2 separate regions of the Mus musculus genome follow, and region 2 is linked to region 1. Evidence: chromatin loops called from intact Hi-C (ENCODE). Cell type or tissue: left cerebral cortex. All regions are shown on one strand.

What was found. Peaks named below come from ENCODE experiments on the same cell type or tissue, not always from the same donor. Only the 100,000 strongest peaks of a DNase experiment are listed, where the experiment ranks them.
Region 2: a loop joins it to region 1, with 1.9 times the contacts of the local background. A loop is called at or near these places in 10 of 42 quality-filtered maps.

Annotation. Positions count from the first base shown.
Region 1 is chr16:20,235,867-20,238,366 of GRCm38, reverse strand. It overlaps Map6d1 (MAP6 domain containing 1), which reads left to right. Exons shown (of 3, transcript NM_198599.2): 2 at 1,663-1,780; 3 at 2,328-2,500. The coding sequence ends at 2,405. It overlaps Gm41431 (a long non-coding RNA gene), which reads right to left and starts at 1,720. Exons shown (of 2, transcript XR_875948.1): 1 at 1,630-1,720; 2 at 855-1,528. In left cerebral cortex, a CTCF peak has its summit at 1,124 (motif pointing right); a DNase peak (open chromatin) is centred at 649; H3K27ac peaks cover 1,618 bases.
Region 2 is chr16:20,288,784-20,291,283 of GRCm38, reverse strand. The region is part of intron 4 of Parl (presenilin associated, rhomboid-like); the gene reads left to right. Among named protein-coding and RNA genes, the nearest start is that of Parl, 12 kb to the left of the region's middle. In left cerebral cortex, a CTCF peak has its summit at 1,277 (motif pointing right); no DNase peak of the experiment used is centred here.

The DNA.
Region 1 (2,500 bases):
AATGCTTCCATAATTCTTTTGAGGCTGGTCAGGTCCATGTAAGATGGGGGTGGGGTGGGGTGGGGGTGGGGGTGGGATGGGGGAGGGAGTACCTGGGCATGGTTGTGCACACCTTTAATCCTAGCACTTGGGAGGCAGAGGCAGGTGGATCTCTAGGAGTACAAGGTCAGCTCTGGTTTACATAGCAAGTTCCAGGCAGCCAAGGCTACATATTAAGCCTTTGATGCTTTTTAAGGAGCACAGCGAGGCTTGTATTCTTTCATTAATCTTGGCGTAATCTATAGTCCACCTTACTCATAGTCCTCCATGGGTACCCAGGGCTCTGGTAATTCTACCTCTGATGCCACTTTTTCTATTCTATCACAAGCCCTCTTGGCTGGAACATCTTCTGCAACACCCCAGGGACTGCTATAGGTTCTTCCTGCTTTGAGTCCCCTGCTGTCACCTCAGAGCAGCTGGCTTAGGCTGCCTGGAGCACAGCTCAGAGATAGCTGGGGACAGAAGGACATGCTCAGGGGAGGCTCTGCCTTCCCAGGAGAAAGAGAACAGCGAATGGTTTAGACAGCTGGTCCTTAGAACCTTGAAGCTTAGGAAGCAAAAATTATGACAGGCCCTGGCTCAGCTCTTCTTTACACCCAAAACTCAGTGTTGACCGCAGCAGGCAACAGCTTCCCGTGCCCATGCCATCTGCCTGCTCAGTGAGGATCAGCTCTGATGCTGCCAAGAAAAGACTCCCTTGTTTTCAGGGCCAGTGTAGGGGAAGGGCCTAGCACAGGCAGACACTGGCCCTGGCTGGCTGAGTCCTGCGCCTGTGGTCATGGGTGGGTGGGTATTACACAACACAATGGCCTTGCTGAGTTTACTCTTTAGTAGGGTCATTGACAAGATTAAGAGGTCCCCAGGAGTAGAATTGAGCCTTTTTAGTGACAAGGCACTAAGTTAGCCAGTTCTTTCTTTCCAGTGAAGTGGCTTATGGGAGCTCAGACTGCAGACCAGCTTGGAGGTTTTTGTTTTGAGATGGCTACTGTAACTCTCAGATTTTTAAAGAGATTTTGTTTTACTTTTAAAAGTCATGTGTATTTCTGTTTGTGCATGTGAGGGCAGGTTCCTAACAGGCCAGAAGAGGGCATCAGGTCCCCTGAAGCTGGAGTTCCTGGTGATTGTGAGGTGGGTGCTGGGCACTCAACTGTAGCCCTTTGCAAGAGGAGTATATACATGATTGCTAAGTCATTTATCTAACCCTGTGACTTACTAAAGAGTTTTTGGTTCGTTTTACATTTGTTGTGCCTGTGTATGTACATGCATATCATGTGCACATATCAAGACATACATGTGGAGACCAGAAGACCCATGGGAGACTTGGTTCTTTCCTTCCATCATGTGAGTCCTGACCAGTGTAAGTTTCTTCCAAGGGCTTTCTGCCACTGTTTTCCTGAATTTGGGTGGCTGAGGCTTCTTGGCGGAGCGAACAGAAGAGCAACTCTTCCTAAGGTGGTCCATCTGCTTGGAACAGCTGGTGCATCTGGTCCTGCTTGTGAGGAAGGATAAAGCATCACTAGGAACTGAAGCAGACCACCAGTGATTAGGGCTTCTTTTAAGAAGCTAGGGTGCAGGAAAGGAATGACTGACCCTGTGCAAGGTTGAGATTGTATTCTGTTGCAGACAGGAATTCCAAGCTTGGACTGGAGTGAAGCCCTCAAGATCCACAAAGGCAAGAACAGCCAGAGTCGTCACAACTCACAGCTCCGGATGGGACCCCAGCCCTGGGGCCAGCTTCCAGGTCAGCCTGGGGGTGGGAAGACAGATGCCTATTCTCCAGGGTAAGGTTTAGGAGTCATAAGGACAGGAACGTCCAACAAAATGTACCTAAGAGCAGAAAAGCTCCTCTGCCATTGGCTAGGTGGCATCTTTGGCCTCCTAGTGAGCAGCAGCGTCTGACCTCCTCTTAAACCCCGGCCTGTACACTGACTACTACTAGGGCTAATGACTTTAATGTAGCTCAGTGGTAGGCTGCATATACAAGCCGTAACTTCTATCCTCAGTGTAGCCTCATTCCCTGTGGAAATACTAAAACCAAACTGACTCAAGCACTGCTCTGTGGTATAGCAAGGGCATGTCGCGTGAGGCTCTGAGTTCCTTCAAGAACTGCGGGACCTTCATCCCAACCAAAGGGCAAAGAGAAGCAGAAGAGATTCATGTTCCCCGGGACATAGCTCATCTGCTAACTTCCACTGTGCTGCACGGGGCAAGGGATTCTCTTCTCAGAGCCTGGGACTGGGACAAGGTGAGGAAAAAGCCCGCTAATATCGCCCCACTTTCTTTTTCAGGTTCCAGAGGTGAGGAAATTCACACCTAATCCCTCAGCCATCTTTCAGACATCAGCTCCTCAGACTCTCAATGTGTGACCAGTGGAAGCCATGGTTGGGAAAGCCGAGCACAGCCAGACCTACCAGGCGGAGTCCTGGCCTGCTCCTTTGCTTACAGCAGCATGGCTGCTGGC
Region 2 (2,500 bases), 53 kb before region 1:
GAGGACAGTTACAGGCAGTTATGAGCCACCATGTGAGTGCCAGGAACCAAACCTAGAGCTTATAGATTTACTTTCTTTCCTGGGATTATTAATGTTCTGATGGGTATATGTGTGGTATTTATTTTCATTTTTGTGTTTTTAAAGAAGTTGACAAATTCTGGCCTAGAGATTTTTAAGCTGTCTGAGACCTTTGGCTTGTGTTCCTGACACACGGGAGCAGGAGATAGAAGCACCGGTACGCTCAAGGTTTATGACTGAAAGCAGGCTCTTGGGTTGGCAGGATGTCAGATAAGGCAAGTCTAGACAGTGAGTTGTTTGCAAAGTATTTGCCTTCTGAATTCAGAGAAGTTTCTCTGTGCTGCTTTAATCCTAGATGTAGACAGGAGCAGATGGCGAGGAAGCTGCACTGTGTCCCATGTCTAGAGGTAGAGAGTCTGTGTTGGAGAAGGACTCGTCTCAGGCTGTTCTTGAAAAGCCACTTTTTAAGGGTAGGGTAGAAAGCAAGCTCCTTTTACATGTTTTGTTTGCTTTGGAATGTATCGTTGTTGTTATTGTTATTATTTTAAATAGGGTCTTATGATGCAGCGTAGGCTGCCTGGAACGTGTGGCTGTTGTCCTGCACCTGACTCCCAAGAGCTGGGATTGTGTGTGAAATACCATACCTCTTTGGAAGTTTTCTTGCTCTTATTCAGAAATATTTCCCTAGACTTCAAGTTGCTTAGGGAAAAAAGTGTGTGCATATATGTATGTATGTATGTACGTGTATACATATATGTATGTGTGTGGGGGGGGCGAGACAGAGGTTGACGTCAAACCTCTTGCTCAGTTGTTCTCCACCTGAAGACAGGTTCTCTCACTGGAGATCACTGTCCTGTCTTCTGTCTCCATCCATCCATGAGGGATCATAGGTGCGCACCACCTTCTTATGCTCTTTTCTTTTAAACATGATTCTAAGGCTCTGACTCGGGTCCTCATGCTTGTGCTTTACTAGATAGCAAGCACTTTACTGACCGAGCCATCTCTGAGCTCAGAAAAAGGTATTATGTATCCTTTTGGTGTTTGTGAGGTAATGGAGAAGCCTAAAGCAGCTTTCTTCCATTAGACTTGACCCTGCTGCTTTTTCATTTTGGCTACTTCCTCATTCTGCTCTTGGGGGACCCTAAACTAGCCCCAAGAAGAGCATTTCTCCTGGCTTTCCAGGGAGCCTGGTAGACTTTCCCAGGTGGTGTTTGAGTGTGAAATATCACTCCTGGGCTTCTGTGTTTGGTCCCCAGCAGGTGGTGCTGCTCTTTAGGGAGGTTATGGAGCCTTTAGGAGGAGCCTTTAGGAGGAAGTCATCACTTGGGGTGGGCTTTGCCTCCCTGTTTTGGGTTTGTCCACTAGTGTTTTTCTATGTTCTCATCTTAGTTTAACACTTTTCTCCATCTCAGTTGTGGGGTGGAAGACAGGTTTCTCTGGGTTTCCTCTTGAGTCCTCTATCACTTTGCCACTATGTGAGATCAGTGACTCCTGACCCTGCCTTCTTGCTGACCCTGAGTTCACTCATTTGGCTGCTGTAGACATACATATTTAGCACTAACTGGATTGTTGGAGTGGAGTTAGTTGGAGGCTCCTTCAGGTAGGATGTACTGGGTAGATAAGATCACCCCCAAAATGGGATCCTGTGCTTAGCTATTGAAGTGGATTGTAAGTCTTAATTAAGTATAGGGAAAAAAGCAAGATAGATTAAAGGTCTCTAAATCAGTTCATGCCTTTTTTGTTTTGTTTTTCAAGACAGGGTTTCTCTTTGTAGAACAGGCTGGCCTGAAACCAAGAGATCCAACTACTTCTGCCTTCCAAGTTCTGGGATTAAATAAGGTTTAGTCCATGTATCTTTAATTCACTATTTAGAAGTATAAAATTTAGTGGTTTTTACTATACATAAAAGGTCATCGATCAGGTTGGATAGAGTGACCCTGTCCCGACGTTTATGGATCCATCAGATCCTAAAATAGGAAGACCCACTCTGATTGTGCACATCACCATCTTGTGAGCTCAGGTCCTAAACTGAAAAAAAAGGGAAGAAGGCAAGCAAGCTGAGTCTAGAACCCATCACTTTATGTTCTGCTTGTAGATGCTATGTGACCAGCCACCTCACTGCCACCATGTCTTCCCTGCCATGATACTCAAACTTTGAGTCACAATAAACCCAACCTCCCTTAAGTTGCTTTCTGACTAGTTTTCTTGTCACATCTTGGTTTTTATCAAGAGTAGTACTGGTTGTTTGGAATGAATTGAAAAATGTTCTTTGTGGTGGGGCAGAGTTTTGAGAAGAGGATCTTCAAAGATAGTTTATTGTTTTGCTTTGACTTATTTGAGACAAAGTTTCATGTTCTCAAGGCTGGCCTACAATTCCCTCTGTTTATGAGTTAGGATGAGCTTGTGTCTTCCATCCTCCTGCCTCTGTTTCTGAGTTGGCCATTATCAAACAATAATTATGGATCTGATTATTTACTGAGAA